Regions from separate parts of the Mus musculus genome. Here region 1 is linked to region 2. The links are chromatin loops, found by intact Hi-C in ENCODE. Cell type or tissue: gastrocnemius. All regions are shown on one strand. Each heading gives the region's core, and the rest is flanking DNA. Links, peaks and the distances in the headings are about the cores only.

Region 1 (8,394 bases), core at 243-8,242, 69 kb after region 2:
GTTTTACTGAAACATAACCTCTCACAGCTTTCTGACCATAACAAAGTAGAGGAGTTCCTACAGAGAAAGTTTTCTAAGCTTTGCAGTAGACTGATGTAGTTAATTAGTATGTCAAATAGAACAAAAAAGGCCTAAATAAGGAAATTATGGGAGAATATGCCCAACGTTGAATTTTTCATAGAACGTACACATATGTTAAAAAACATGAATCCGCTTAGAACAGTGTCACTTGTATGATGCCAGTTTTACACAAGTGTGTAGTACACCAGTGGATGTGTATTGTGCTATACCAAAGAACATTTCTCCATTTATATTAATATTAACCGAACCAAAAACCCCCAAGTTCTGCCTTTTACTTTCCCTGATTACGCAGTAACCAGTCCTAGCCTTCCTTACCTCTCTGGTAGTCCTGCTATGGAAGCCTTATCTGACTGTTCTCAGCTTTATCCATTCAATTCTACTTTCCACGTGTTGGATGGGTGGGTTTCCTACAATAACGATCTCATCACATTGCTCCTACTGGATCTTCATTAGCTAGAGCAGAAGGCTCTAGGTTTCTGGGTGTGACCTATAGTGTCCTCTACAAGTGTGGGTTTGATTCACTGTGTCTTCAAGATGTAGTTTATACAGTACCTCATGTAGACAGTGTACGTGGATAACATCCCGACGCCCACCTCCAGTTACTGTGCTTCCACTGACAACGTTGGCTCTTAGTGATTGCTTTCTGCATTTTGTTTTATATTTAAGAAATGTTAGAAGATGATATTAATACTTCAGCAGGACTGCATTTCATGGCCTCTGTACGAAAGAAAGCAGTGGGAAGTCATGATGCGAGTACAAACACAGACCCAGGTAAATACTTTAAAAGTTAAAAACCTTTATAAATTGCGGCTGGAGGCATAGCTCAGAGGGTAAGAGCAGTTACTGTTCTTCCAGAGAACCAGTTTGGTTCCTAGCATCCATGTCAGGCAGTTCACAAATAACTGTTACTTCAGCTCTAGGGGATCTGATGCAGTCTTCTGCCCTCTGCGGGCATCTATACTTATGCCAGTGCACATACTGACATACACAGATTGTTTTTGTTTGTTGATGCAAACTGCAAGAGGACTTTTATTCCTAGAGCACTCTGGGACTCACAGTTGTACACCATGCAGGGGTAGAGGACTGTGACCCCCCCCAGTAGCTGGGTCAGGGGGTATTTAAAGGAAAAAAAAAAACAAAACACAACTCAAGGGGGTGGGGAGGGCATTGTTGGAAAATACCAAAAATACCAGTTAAGAGTCACAAGGAAGTGGAAAGACAGTTTTCTATAAGCCTCTAACAATAGCACATTTGCATAGCGGGTTCCAGCAAAGGTCAGGGTGGGTCAGGGTGACTTTCTTTGAATGAAAACTCCCTGAACACAGGAAGTAGGTGGGTGGAGGAATGTAGCTATCTGTTTTATGATTAGCATGCCTTGGAGCATTGAGTCACAAAAGTCACATTCTCAAGCCTGGGCCTAAAGGCCTAGAATTGTTTTTATGTCTCACTTTTTCATTCCCCACTTCTACTTGTTAGTAGTTCTAATCTTGGAACTAGACACTATCTTCTCCCTGGCACACTTGATCCTTTAGGGCATGGTACTGTTGTCTGAAAACTAAAAGCTGCACTGTACTAAGTCTTGTTCTCTAACACACATGGACCTATAATTAAAAGCAGAAGCAAAATCAAAAGGGGTCCCATAAGGGTAGAAAGTAGGGTGGTGAAGAGTGCAAGATAAGGGCCTTTCCAAGGTTTTCTGCACGGTGGCATCTAATGTAGACTGAATCTCTAACTTGGAAGCAATGTGAGGCTTGCAGGTCTTCTTCTTTTTTTTTTTTTTTTTTTTTTTTTTAAAGATTTATTTATTTATTATATGTAAGTACATTGTAGCTGTCTTCAGACACACCAGAAGAGGGAGTCAGATCTCGTTACGGATGGTTGTGAGCCACCATGTGGTTGCTGGGATTTGAACTCTGGACCTTCGGAAGAGCAGTCGGGTGCTCTAACCCACTGAGCCATCTCACCAGCCCGCAGGTCTTCTTCTTTTGAGTAGGCCTTCTGGAGCTGCTTCCACACTCACTGTCTCACCCACTCAAGCGCCTTTAGCCTAGAGAACAAAGGCTGGGAAAGCAGCATTGTTAGCACTATGTACAGAGGCTATTTTTGCCAGTGGAGGGGGCCCCCCGTAGAGTAACTTATAGGGGGTCAGCCCAAACTTGACCAGGGGTGTTTCTAACCCTGAAGAGCACAAAGGGTAGGAGAGCTATCCAATCATTAGCGCCAGTCTCTGCTGTGAATTTGGTAAGGGTCTCTTTAATGATCCTATTCATCCTCTCTACCTGTTCTGAGCTTTGGGGCCTGTTCAATTAATCCCCAATATCTTGGCTAGCCCCTGACTTACCTGGGCAACAAAGGCAGATCCATTATCAGACCCGATTACCTTGGGTATCCCAAACCTCAGGAGATTTCTTCTGGGATCTTCTTGGCCATCACATTGGCTGTCTCAGTCCTGGTGGGAAAAGCTTCTACCCAGCCTGAAAAGGTGTCTATAAACACTAATAAGTACTTGTTGCCATATCTAGCTAGCTTAGATTCTGTAAAATCTACCTTTTAGTAGGCCCCAGGCAGGTCACCCCAAGCCTCTTCTCAGGAGTATACATGTAGTGTCTTGTATTAGTCATAGCACAGGCCTTGCAGCTTTTGACTATTTCTTCTGCCAAGTCAGAGAGTCCTATAACATAGGACCTGACCACACCTTTTAATTTCTTGGCCCCCAAGTGGGTCAAGTAATTTAAGTTGGTAACATACTTGTGTCCTTCTTCCCGTGGGAGAACTACTTTTTCCTTCTTCTGTTTTTACTATCCCATACGAGGTTTCCTTTAACAGTCCTAATTTGTCCATAACTTGATAGTCCTCGAGGGTGTATCTAAAGCTGGTCTCTCTGACATCATAATAATCTTTAGGCTCCTTGACTGCCAGGATCATTGCTCCTTGGGCCGCCTGTTTGGCAGTTAGGTCAGCCATCTGATTCCCTTTAGCCACAGCATCTCGAGTTTTCTGGTGTCCTGGACAATGTATAATGGCCACCTTTTTGGCAAGTGTATGGCCTCGAGGAGGATCAAAATTTTCTCTTTATTTTTTATGTCTTTCCCTGAAGATGTCAACAGCCTTCTTTGTCTCTATATTGCTCCGTGCAGTGGCAAAAGCATACCTGCTGTCAGTGTAGATGTTGATAGACTTCCCCTTTGCCATTCGTAGAGCTTGTATCAAAGCCACAAGTTCGGCTTTCTGGGCCAACATCCCTTCAGGGAGGCTGCTGGCCCAGATCACTTGCTTTCTGTCCACCACTGCTGCCCCTGCCTTCTGCTTACCTTCAACCACTAAGTTACTGCCATCCGTGTACTAGCTCGGACTCCCAGGCCAAGGCTGATCCTTCAGATCATTTTGAGTTCCATTTTCTTCTGCAAGAATGTCAGCGCAGTGATGAGTAGGTGAAGGGTCATCAGTCTCGGGCAGTAGGGTAGCGGGATTGAGAAGAGCAGGGGGAGTGAAGGTCACTCATTCAGTCAACAAAGCTCAGATAATGTGTCATTCGAGCGTTGGTCATCCATCGGTCAGGGGGCTATCAGATAATGCTTTCAGGAGCGTGGGGTGCCACTACTGTTATTTGCTGTCCCAGAGTGAGCTTATCCGCATCTTTGACAAGTAGAGCTATGGCAGCAATAGCTTTCAGGCAAGAAAACCACCTGCTGGCAACAGGGTCTAATTTCATCAAAGGCTTTCTGGTGATCTGGGGTCCACACAAATACCTCCCCTTCGTTGGTTAGGGGGTACAACGGGGCAGCTAAGGTTGCAGACCCAAGTATCCAAAGCCTGCAGAAGCCAGCGGTACCCAAGAATTCTCTTACTTGCCTTGGTGTAGTTGGGGTGGGGATCTGAGTTACAGTCTTTTTTTTCTGGCTTCCTTTAGCCACTGCTTCCGGTCTCGAAGGGTGTATCCCAAATAAGTAACTTCAGTCTGACACAGCTGAGCCTTTTTAGCTGAGGCTCGGTACCCCAACTCACCTAATTCTGTTAAGCACATTGGTCTTCTGTTGCCCAGGTTCCCTATCTGTCTAGGTCCTGTCTTTTTTCTTTATCTCCTACCACTTCGGCGAAAATTCTAGTCAAATTTCTCTCTTGTCTACGATCCCTCCTGTTCTCTTTCTTTTCTTCTGCCTCCCACCTCTCTCTTTCTTCTGCCTCCCACCTCCCCCCTCACATAATACACCTTCTCTGCCTCTTTCACTAGATCACGTAACTGTCTACCTCTTGTAATACACCTTCTCTTACCTTAGCGAAATTAGTGGGCCATTTTGAGGTGCCTAGGAGACCAGAGCCTGGCGATAGGATTTCAAGCTCTCCCTACCTTTAGCCATGTTGTAGTCCCAACTGGGGCGAGTCAAAGGGAATCCCATGTCCATCTCATTTTGTAGCTGTGTAGGCTGCCTGTCGGCTCCCGGGATATTTTTTCTAGCCTCTAATAGAATTCTCTCTCGCTCTTTATCTGCAGCAACTGCTGACAATCATCCCAAGTAGGCTGATGAGAGAACATAAGGGACTCCACCAACCCTGTGAGGCGTTGGGGATCCTCTGAGAAAGGAGCAGGGGGTGGTTAGTTTTCCAGTTATAAAGATCAGCAGAGGAAAATGGCCAATACTGAAGGGGTTGAAGGTTGGACGGGTCCACTGGAGTCCATCCGGACTCTGAGCTCTGCAGCTCAGTGTACCTGCAGCGGGTCTGCTTCTCGCCGCCCCAAGTGGGGTGGCAGTTGAGGCTGTGGATAAGAGGGAGGTAGTGGACTAGGCCACTCAGGAGGCTTCTCAGTCTCGGGATAGATTTTGGAGAAGCCCTTGGGTTAGCTGGTGGCTCTGATTCAGGAGAAGCCTTCACTTTTGATTTCTCTTGTAACACCAGAGCACAACCACAATTTTGGGAAGCAAAACCCAATTTTAACACTGTAAACAATCCATTTTCTTTAAAAATCAACACCAAAAACATTACTTGCTACAAAGTTTGGCTGCTTGTTCCTGCACACAAATGCAAGAAGGTGCAGCCCCCAATACCTCAAAGAGACACTGCCCTAAATCCTATCTTTTATAAGTCTGGTTTCTAGGTAAGAATTACATAGAATACTACCCAATTCAGGCGTATCTTTAGAGATCTGTTTCCACGGGTTGTCTCATGCTGCATGTTGTAGTTTTAAATTACTCCAACCCAGAGTTACCAGTTTTAAGCCAACTTTCTGTTACCAATGTTACAAATTTTTATTCATAACCAATACCTTATGAGCCAATAATCTATAACCAAGACATATAAAACATACTTATACCTTTAAAACCATTCAGAAACAAAAATGAAATGGCTGCAGACATTTGCTTATTTAAACCAAACAAAATTCTTAATTTTTTCTAGCTGTAATTTCAAGAGAGGAGCTCCTTGTTACCTGATGAATCCAATAATCACAAGCACAGAGATTTTGTAGGAAAAACAGCCATCAGTTCCCTTACCATAGAACTTGAGAAGCTGCTGGTCCCTTTAAGAGCAGTGTTTACAATCAGCTCCTAGCAGGGCTTCTCCAGCCACACTAGACTTCTCACTACAGGTGTAGGGCTCCAAAGATCAATTGATACTATTTACTTTTTCTTTTTCTCTCTCACCAAATAGTCGGAGAATACTGCTTTTCTCAAACCCCTTCTCTCATGTGTAAACTATCTCTAGTCAGGGTACAAAGTACAAATTACCTTCGCTTCTCTAGATTTTCACATAGCTCTAAACACATACACAAAAACACACAAAACAGAAACCAACAGATCCAGACACACATGACCCTTTCGTGTCCTCCACAAGCAGGCAAAAGAATTAGACGACTTCAGAGGGGGACGCTACCACTTCAACAACAGAACTCAGTCCATCTGACCAATCTCCAGAGACTACCATGCGTTCCTGGCTCTTCCCACTTCCCAGGGCATCCCCCAGGGTGGCAGCCTGTGGTCCTCCTAGCATGTCTGCCAACCATAGTCCTCCAGTCCTTACGGCCTGAGAGGACAGCTGCAAATACAAAGTACTCGTTTCAGAAAACCCCATCGTCTACAAACAATGTCGTCCACTTCCACTGGGACAACCAAAACCAGAGAAACCAAACTCAGGCAGATCCAAACTCAGGCTGATCAGAATAAACTCAGGCGGATCAGAATCTAAAACTCAGGCAGATCCAAACTCAGGCTGCGCCATGCTTCAGAAACAAAGGATGAGACACAGACAAACAACCCAACACAACAAGCGCACATTCCTTTCAGAAAACAGAGACACCAGCCAACACGCACACATTCCAGAGGGGATCCCCATACCTCCAAGTGGGTTCTCGGGTGTGAGGTGTGGCCGTGTTTCCCAGCCAATGCACCAAATGAAAGACCCACAATGTGAGGACTCCCCCACGTTCTGACTCAGGAGAGGTGACACCTCAAATCACTCATGAGAAACAGTCTTGATGCAAACTGCAAGAGGGCTTTTATTCCAAGAGCGCTCTGGGACCCACAGTTGTACACCATGCAGGGGTAGAGGACAGTGGGCCCACAGATTGTTTTTTATATTGATTATCTCATTTATTCATGATGAAACATATCCATCCAATTTTTTTATTACTTTTTTTTTTTTGCTTGTTTGTTTTCGAGATAGGGTTTCTCTGTGTAGCCTTGGCTCTCCTGAAACTCACTTTGTAGACCAGGCTGGCCTCGAAATCAGAAATCCACCCTCTTCTGCCTCCCAAGTGCTGAGATGAAAGGCGTGCGCCACCACTGCCTGGCTACTTTTATTTATTTATTTATTTATTTATTTATTATTTACATTTCAAAAAAGATTTTCCTTTATTTAAACACATTTACAGCATGCAGGTTAACTTAAAATTATATGTCGTTTTCCCAAACCAACTATGTTTAAATGTAACCCTAAACACTGAAAATAAAACAACATATTCCACAGGTAGACTTAGACTCTCTTCTGTTACCTCAAATCAAACTGAGAATTGCAAATAAATTTAGTTATGCATAGTATTTAGTTTCCTTAAATTAGGCAAATAATTTAATTGATCACCATGAATAAATACTATTCTTATTTCATTGAGTTTCTCTTCTGAACCAATTGCCAATACTACTCAGAGGAACATTAATATATCCAGTCACAAAAAAAAACCCACTGCAAATTAAAATATTTTCAATATTTTAGGTGATTAAAAATGTCCATTTTGTGTGAATGCTATATTTAATGGCCTATCATTGCAAAAAAGAGTTCAGTTCACTGAATAGAAATTTGTGAAATTCTTAGTATACTTTATGAAAGTTTTACAATCCAGTCATCACCCCCCCTCCTGGTCCACCCTCTGACAATTCCTCATCCCATCCCTCCCCCTCATCTCCAAGAGGATGTCCCCATGCCCACCCCCACCCCACCAGACCTCCCCACTCCCTTGGAGCCTCAGGTCTCTGGAGGGTTAGGTGCATCTTCTCTGACTGAGGTCAGACCAGGCAGTCTTCTGCTCTATATGTGTCGGGGGTCTTGTACCAGCTAGTAACATACACATAATTTTTTAAAAACTACATCTTTAAAAAGTTTGCTAAGGTATTTATACTTTCTCATTAAGACAGTGATTTAAAAGGAATTTAAAATTATGTGATATTAGATATTTACCTTGAGTTATTCTCCTAGGGAAGATTCGAAATAGGGGAGGGAGGATAGGAGGAGAGAGGAGGGAGAGAGGCTGTTACTGGGATGTAGAGTGAATAAATTAATTAACGAAAAGGAAATGGCATTTATAATAACTTGAGCTTGAAATTTAAATGAAACATAGAGGTTTTTTTTGTTGTTGAAAACTAACGTGTTACAGATTTCAAGTAGGTACAAATAATGTTGTGAATTAGACCCCTGGGCCATGAGCCTCTTTCACTGGGATTATAGCTCTGGAGTGAGAGGCCCTGGGTTCCAGCTGGGGAAGCAGGCATGAGAAGAAGGCTAGATTGTGGTCAGTCTTAGAGCAAATGACCATGAGGAGGAGGGGATAGAACCTTTCAAGTACTCATGGCATCTCCTCTGACTCTGTGTCCTTATGAAATGCTTAAGTACTCACTGGTCTAATTTAGCAAGCTATGACACATATGACACATATGACACATATGAGCTCCTGCATTCGCATGGCCAGGTAAGGGGCACAGTGAAAGAGTTCTGTGATATCTCTGAGCCCCTGGCCCTGGGTACTCCTGTAGCCCTTGCTTTTCCCTGAAAGCGTAACTGTCATGTCCCAGGGTTGGTTTCTCCAGTTACCTTAGACATCCTCCTAAT
Region 2 (8,394 bases), core at 110-8,109:
ATCACCATGTAGGGCAGTCTTTGAGTGGCCTTTCCGTCAGTGTGTTCAACGCTTTGTCTCTGTATTTGCTCCTGTGAGTATTTTGTTCCCCTTTCTAAGAAGGACTGAAGCACTCACACTTTGGTCTTCCTTCTTCTTGAGATTCATGTGGTCTGTGAATTGTGTTTTGGGTATTCCAAGCATTTGGGCTAATATCCACTTATCAGTGAGTACATACCATGTGTGTTCTTTTGTGACTGAGTTACCTCACTCAGGATGATATTTTCTAGTTCTATCATTTGCCAAAGAATCTCATGAAGGCAGCATTTTAGCTAGCTGAGTAGTATTCCATTGTGTAAATGTACCACATTTTCTGTATCCATTCCTCTGTTGAAGAACATCTGGGTTCTTTCCAGATTTTGGCTATTATAAATAAGGCTGCTATAAACACAGTAAAACATGTGTCCTTGTTATATGTTGTTGCCTCTTTTGGGTATATGCCCAGGAGTGGTATAGCTGGATCCTCCCTGGACCATAGCTGGTATGCTGTCTTTTTTCCACTGGATAGTTTTGGCTTTTGTCAAAGATCAAGTGACCATAGATGTGTGGGTTCATTTCTGGGTCTTCAATTCTATTCCATTGATCTACCTGCCTGTCTCTGTACCAGTACCGTGCAGTTTTTATCACTATTGCTCTGTAGTACAGCTTGAGGTCAGGGATGGTGATTCCCTCAGAAGTTCTTTTTCTTTGCATTTTGTTTGTTTGTTTGTTTTTGAGGGTTTTATTTTGTTTTTTGGTTCTTCGGGACAGGGTTTCTCTGTATAGCCCTGGCTGTCCTGGAACTTACTCTGTAGACCAGGCTGGCCTCGAACTCAGAAATCCACCTGACTCTGCCTCCCAAGGGCTGGGATTAAAGGCGTGCACCACCACGCCTGGCTTTTTTTTTTTTTTTTAGATTTATTTATTATTATATCTAAGTACACTGTAGCTGTCTTCAGATGCACCAGAAGAGGGTGTCAGATCTCATTACCGATGGTTGTGAGCCACCGTGTGGTTGCTGGGATTTGAACTCAGGACCTTCGGACGATTCTTTGCATTTTTTTTATTGGATATTCTTTATTTACATTTCAAATGTTATCCCCTTTCCTGGTCTTCCCCCATCCAAACCCTGAGATTCCGCCTCACACCAGTCAGAATGGCTAAGATCAAAAACTCAGGTGACAGCAGGATGTGAAGAAAGAGGAACACTCCTCAATTGCTGTTGGGACTGCAAGCTAGTAAAACCACTTTGAAAATCAATCTGGCGGTTCCTCAGAAAATTGGAAATAGTTCTACCTGAAGACCCAGCTATACCACTTGGGCATATACCCAAAAGGTGTTCCAACATATAACAAAGGACACATGTTTTACTGTGTTTATAGTAGCCTTATTTATAATAGCCAGAAGCTAAAAACAACCCAGATGTCCCTCAACAGAAGAATAAATACATGTGGTCATTTACACAGTTACTCAGCTAGTAAAAATAATAAGTTCATGAAATTCTTAGGCAAATGGATAGAACTAGAAAATACCATCCTGAGTGAGGTAACCCAGTCACAACACACATGGTATGCACTCACTGGTAAGTGGATATTAGCCCAAAAGCTCAAGAGTACTTAAACGATAAAACCTTCAAAACTTATGGAGCTTCAGAAGAAGGAAGACCAAAGTGTAGATGCTTCAGTCCTACATAGAACAGGGAACAAAACAATCATAGGAGGTAGAGGAAGGGAGGGACCTGGGAGGGAGAAAGGAGGGGAGGTTGGGAGGGGCAGGATCAAGCATTGGCAGGTTCTGGGGAGAAGTACAGAGTGTCAGGAAACTGAATAGAAACATAGCAGTGGGGAATAGGGAGCTGGAGGTAGCCACTAGAAAGTCATAGATGCTAAGGAAGAGAGAGGCTCCTAGGACCCAGTGGTGATGACTTTAGCTGAAATATCCAACAAAAGGGGAGATACAACCTGTAGAGATCACCCCCAGTAGTTAGGCACTGCCCCCAGTTGAAGGATGGGGCCACCCATGCATCTCAAAATTTTTAACCCAGAAATGTACATGTCTTCAGCCCTGGCCCAGAACCATTTGACAGACCTTAAGAGAAGCAGGAATTACTCTGTCTTGACAGAGCTAAGCTGTCAACTATCCCATATCATGTGTCCTTTCCTGGACAGTATTTTTTGCCTGCAGATGAACTAGGGCAATTCTGGCCCAGTGGCTACTTTGCCACAACTGGAGCAACTCTCTATGGAGGTTGTGATGCTCAGTATCTTCTTTGTACCGTGAAGGGTGAGGGTACTGTCAACAGCAGACATGTCTCGTAGTCAAAAATCTATTAATAATGCAATTATTTTAAATGTCATAATCTGTGAATTTCTGATGCTTTTGAAGACTAGTATATCTGAACTGTTAAACTACTGCTCTTAGGTATTTCTAGCTGAATAAAAATGAAAGCACCTAATTATAATTAAATCAGAATCGAATATGACTATGAGTTTACTGTCTGGCATCTGGCCCTTACCTTGCATTACTTAATTATCCTAGACCGTGTGTAATAGCAGCTATAGAAGGATCAGGTCAAAGCTTTATATTCTCGTTTTGTTTTTTTTGAGACAGGGTTTCTCTGTGTAGCCCTGGCTGTCCTAGAACTCACTTTGTAGACCAGGCTGGCCTCAAACTCAGAAATCTGCCTGCCTCTGCCTCCCGAGTGCTGGGATTAAAGGCGTGCACCACCACGCCGGGCAAAGCTTTATATTCTTAAGTGAGTTGCATAGGCACAATGCCTAAGTGTAACAATATTAATTTCAAGTTTTGTAACAATATTCAAAGATTTATACGGATGGAAACCTTAAACCTATATCAATTTATAAATTCTGTACCAATATAAGGAATTATAACTTCAAGTTTGCATCAAATACAAAGATTTCTACCAATGTTAGATTATGGCTATGCAATGCTTTGTTTAAGAATAATTTTAGTAATCCATCCCATATATCTAACTTTCTATACTATCACTCTATCCTCTCTTTCCCTTTAACCTCCTTCCTTTTACCTCGGAAGGAAAGGAGAGAGGAGAGGAGAGGAAAGACAGAAAGCTCCAAGCCTAAGCCCTCTATTTAGTTTCCTCCCTATTCAAAATTATGACCATTTCCAAATTATCCCTTAAAATGATAGCCTACCTATAATTTATGAAATAACCATAATCGAGAGATAGGGATAGCAACTGTCCACAACTTCCTCCTGCTGAATTGGGTTGACAAATATTTTTAAGGGGTGGGAGGAGGAGGGAAAGTGGAAGAAGTGGTTAGGCTTAAGAAAGCTAGCACTAGCATCTGTTACCCAGTCGTTGTATACGTAGAAGGCTCAGGGCTTGACAGGTTCTGACTGGAGCTGTCTGAAAGGCTGGATGAACCTAATCCGTCTGGAACCTGGGGCTATTCCTGAAGCTGCTCTAGAAGCAAGTCTCTGGAGACAGCATCAGAAGGGAGGGGGCTGGAGCAGCAGCTCATTTCAGCGTCCATGCGGATGAACCTTGTCAGAGCTGCACATTCAGCAATACGTGAATCTTACAACCAACAGTTTAGTACTGTAAGATACCTGTGTGGATTGTGCAAAGTGCACAGATGAGTTAAGGTTGAACTTTTGCTCCTTGTTTGAGCAGGTAAAAGACGAGTATTCTTTTTATGAGTTAATTTGATCGATAACCAATTGTGATAAATCCTTCATGACATGTGAAGAATTCCATGACCAACACGATTTATTGTCTAATTTTAGCTGAAGTTTTGGCTAGAGACTTTTTTTTTTTTTTTTTGGTTTTTTGAGACAGGGTTTCTCTGTGTAGCCCTGGCTGTCCTGGAACTCACTCTGTAGACCAGGCTGGCCTCGAACTCAGAAATCCGCCTGCCTCTGCCTCCCAAGTGCTGGGATTAAAGGCGTGCCACCACTGCCCGGCAAGTTTTTGTTGTTGTTGTTGTTGGTTTTTGTTTGTTTGTTTGTTTATTTATCTATTATATGTGTGTGCACTGTTGTCTTCAGACACTCCAGAAGAGAGCATCAGATTTTTGTTATGGATGGTTGTGAGCTACCATGTGGTTGCAGGGATTTGAACTCAGGACCTTTGGAAGAGCAGTCGGTGCTCTTAACCGCTGAGCCATCTCACCAGCCCGTTGTTGTTGTTTTTTAACTTGTTATTTTATGAGTGTTTTGCCTACGTGTATGTATGTGCACCACCTTTGTAGCTGGTGCCCACAGAAGCCACAAAAGAGTGTCAGATGCCCTGGAACTGGAGTTACTCAGGGTTATGTCGTAGGTGCTGGGACTCTGAAATCGGGTCCTCCACAAAGGCAACAACTGCTCTTAACAGCGCAGATCTAAATGTTGGTTCTTAAGGCATTCTCATGCCAAGCTCCACGGAGAGCTCGGAAACTCAAAAGTCTTGCACGAGGGGAAGCCAGGGATGGATGGAGAGAGAAAGGACTACCGAGCTGAGGAGAGAGCAGGAGGGCAGGACAGACTCGGTGGAGGTAACCCACTCTGGCAGGCTTGCAGCGCTCTCCCAGAACCCCGGCGCAAAGCTGGCTACGCCGAGGAGGCGGGGCGGGCGGGGATCCGTCAGGTGCCCGCCCACGGAGCGGCATGGAGCATGCGCAGTGGGGCGGCCCCGCCCACGCGTCGCCTGGACACGGCTCTGGGGTGGCGGGCGCGGCCTCCTCCAGGGCTCAGCGGCTTCGCAGCCTCTGCGGTCCTCGGTGGGAGGTGGCGGCCTTGGGACCTTCCCCAGGGGCTCGGTCCCCGTGCCCCCCGCCTCCCAGGGTCTCCGGGCTAGCTGTGGGGACTTCCGTTTTCCTCGCGGCCGCCCGCCGTCCCGCCCAGGTCCTTCTTTGGGTCGCAGGCGTCCCCTCCCCGCCGTGGCCCCTCACACCTCCACAGGGGACCTCCGGGCAGGACTCTGCGGCCACAGCCACGAGGAAACCTCTGAGGAGACCCCAGCGGACGGCAGAGCAGTGAGGGATGGACGCGGGTTCCTAGCATCCTCCGTAGCACAAACCCCGCCCGGGACGTCAGCGATTTTCTTGAAATTGTATGCTCCGATTTGTTTGAAATAAAGGTACCTTTCCCCGGTTCCCGTAGACTGGGCAGATTACTCCTGTCATACATATATTTTTGCGCCATGGAGCGGATTTTTTTTAAAAATCAGTTCTTCCATCTGCAGTGTCTGTTGTGTAGTGCTTGGTCTATCCAGTAGCATCAGTGTTTTGAGAGGCTTTGCAGTATGCGTCAGAAAATGGTGTTTGCTGCATCCCAGGAGAGAGGTGATTGTTAGAATTCTAAGTGACGGGAGGTTGTACGTGATTCTGTAGCGCACCGTACTGAAATCTTGAAGTGGGTTTGCTGTCTTTCTATCTTTTATGCTTTACTTGAAAAAAAAAATATGTCTATCTTTTCCCAAACAAATCCTTTGCATAAATCTTTAAGTGTCTTTCACATCTAGAAGGACTCATTAGACAAAAAACATAATACAATTAATCCCTCAAAACCAAAACTAACAAGTTGCTGTCACCAGTAGAATCTAACGATGATTAACTCAGTCGTGCTGGGTTTTCTCCTGTTGCCTTTTATCAATTTTGCATTTAAAGTTGCATAATGTAATTAAATATGTATTTTAGATTAACCAGTTCCTTATGTTTTGCTGTACCTTATTTTTCTCTTTACATGTGCATATGTATAGTATTTAGGAATTATTAAACTACCTAGAAATAGCTTTTGATTTGAAGATGATTGCGTATATTAAATAGTCTTATATTCACTTGTCATACTCAGAATAATGCATATTTCTGGTAATGCTATTTTACATGAGTAGTCATCAAATTTAGGAAACTTGGCATTGAATAATATAGCATTTTTGTTTTGTTTTTTGATGCAGAATAAAATGCTTCATTTGGCCGCCTTGTGTGGTTAAATCATCCTTCATTTGGAACACCTGAGCTTCTGATTCTTCGCTGACACTGGTTGGTTAGTTTCATGTCCATTTATCACAAACCAGAATCATTTGGGAAGAACCTGAGTTGAAAAAAATGTCCCCCCCCCACCTCACGTGCCAAAACAGTGGTATGGCAGCTCTTTTCATTTTGAGGCAGGGTCGGGCTGGCCATAAATTCAGGTCTGGGCAGAGAAGCCTTGAATTTGGTCTTCCTGCCTCAGCCTCTGGAGTAGCTGCAACTTCATGTGCAGTAGCAACAGGACTGTGGAGGCTTCTTCAGGTGAGCTAGTTTGGACTTGCTCACAGCTGTGTGGGCTGACGGTCGTTTGCTTTACTTGGTGAGAGGAGTTTCATAAATGGTTACTCCAGGGATTTTTCTCCCCTTTTGTGATTTAGCCTTGGAAATTCATAGTGTCCCTTCCATTGTACTCTCTTGGCCAGAGTAATCCCACAGTCTACCTTAACGTCAAGGGAATCGGCAGAGCAGGAGGCTAGGGAATTTGCCGTTCTTTACTAAAATATAGTCAGCTACACTGAGAAATGCAGATCATATGAAACTATGTTTATGGCCACTGTCTGAGAAGTAGCGTATTAAGAAAGCAAATACATTTTGCCTCTGTTCAGGATGTGGATGAAATACAGAATGCAATTTCTTACCTTTTAAAAAGAGAGTTGTTGGGGCTGAAGAAGATGGCTCAGCAGTTATGAGAACTGGCTGTTCTTCGAGAAGACGTGGGTTCAATTCCCAGAACCCACATGGCAGCTCACAACTGTAACTCCAGCTCCAGGAGATCCAACAGCCTCACACAGACATACATGCAGGAAAGACACCAATTCACATAAAATAAAAATAAATAAATTTTTTTTAAAAAAAGAATTTTTATAGATGTATTAAAAGTTCTCCAACTTGTAAATTAACATGTTCAGTGTTACCATTTGACTTTCAGATGTCTCCCGTAGGCTCATTATCTTGATTGAATATTCTGTCTCCAGCTTGTGATACTGTTTTGAGAGGTTCTAGAAACTTAAAGAGTTTGGTCTGAGAACATAGGTCACTGGGGGTGCACCTTTGAAGGCTAATCCTGGTCCACTATCCCTACTCCCTCTGCTTTCTTTCTCCTGTGAGGCGAAGACTCTGCTCTTCCCTGTGCTCCTACAGCAGGGTATTCTGTGCAAACAGCCCACTGAGAGTTGGGCCTTCTGAAATGAAGCCACAGCAAATCTTTCCTCCCTTACTTAGGTGGTTTCCATCTGTTATTTTGTCAGTGTTGAGAAAACCTATCCTTTGTAAATATTTCAGGCTATTTGTTATTGCTGTTATTATTCACAGGATCTTGTGACTGGCTTTGCTTGATTGGTCATTGGTATCTCAACAAGCATGGAGATGAGATTAGAAGTTTTGACATCAACAAGTATCAAGCAGAAAAAACCCTGGCCCAGAGTATCCTGGTTGGGTCAAGTGAGTTTTCCTTTATTCAAATACTAAGTTAGGTTTGATATATGTTAAATATGTGCTTTTCCTGGTAAGATATAGGAATAGTCTGTGGCCTCAAAAAACATCAGAGTGTGTGTGTTAAAGTTACAATGTACAAGTTAGCATCTTCAGAAAATGAGGATGGGTATGGCAGGTGGGTGTGTCAGTTTTAATGTATACGTTAGCATTTACAGAGAATTGAGGCATCTATCTAGGTGAAAGCTTTTGTTTTCAATTTTTTTTCATCATATCAAGTTTCTTCATATCAAGGGAGTGTTGAATTTCTTATGCTTGCACTACCAAAACAGTGAAGTGTTTCCTAATATTGTGTCTTTTGTGAGTATGCTATAAAGTAACCTCAGTGCTGGGATAGGAGAGGTGGGCCATAAGGCATTAATAATCCAGGAGTGCCATTCACAAAATATGATATAGCACTCACACCTTAGAGTGGGGAAACCTACATAATCCCCTTACAATTATTTTTTAAAAATTATTTATTTGTTAATTATGTACAGTATTCTGCCTACATACATGCTTATGTGCCAGAAGAGAGCACCAGACTTTATTACAGATGGTTGTGAGCCACCATGTGGTTGCTGGGAATCGAACTCAGGACCTCTGGAAGAGTAGCCAGTGCTCTTACCTCTGAGCTACTATTCCAGCCCCTCTCCTTCTAATTATAAGGATCATTGACATAATTCAAATTTTCAGTGAGAAATTCTACCATTAATTAACTTACCTAGTCCTTTCTGCTCCCTCGCTGAACTAGTGAGCAGACATGGCCTCAGTGTGCAGAACGATGCCAGTGAGTTTGTGGATCTGTACATGCCGCAGAAATGCTCTGCAAGCAACCACATCATTGCTGCCAAGGACCATGCATCCATCCAGATGAATGTGGCCAAGGCTGACAGAGACACAGGCCAGTTTA

The links. A loop is a pair of places that touch in the nucleus more often than their neighbours do. Peaks named below come from ENCODE experiments on the same cell type or tissue, not always from the same donor. Only the 100,000 strongest peaks of a DNase experiment are listed, where the experiment ranks them.
Region 1: a loop joins it to region 2, with 2.4 times the contacts of the local background. A loop is called at or near these places in 2 of 42 quality-filtered maps.

What each region holds. Positions count from the first base shown.
Region 1 is chr15:8,233,017-8,241,410 of GRCm38, forward strand. Cplane1 (ciliogenesis and planar polarity effector 1) reads left to right here. Exons shown (of 53, transcript NM_001162906.1): 38 at 748-852. Among named protein-coding and RNA genes, the nearest start is that of Gm41265, 14 kb to the left of the region's middle. In gastrocnemius, for the core only: no CTCF peak of the experiment used is centred there; a DNase peak (open chromatin) is centred at 3,336.
Region 2 is chr15:8,164,371-8,172,764 of GRCm38, forward strand. It overlaps Cplane1 (ciliogenesis and planar polarity effector 1), which reads left to right and starts at 4,736. Exons shown (of 53, transcript NM_001162906.1): 1 at 4,736-5,119; 2 at 5,936-6,024; 3 at 7,323-7,451. The coding sequence starts at 7,371. It also overlaps the pseudogene Gm46494. In gastrocnemius, for the core only: no CTCF peak of the experiment used is centred there; a DNase peak (open chromatin) is centred at 4,665; H3K4me3 peaks cover 1,688 bases; H3K27ac peaks cover 1,231 bases.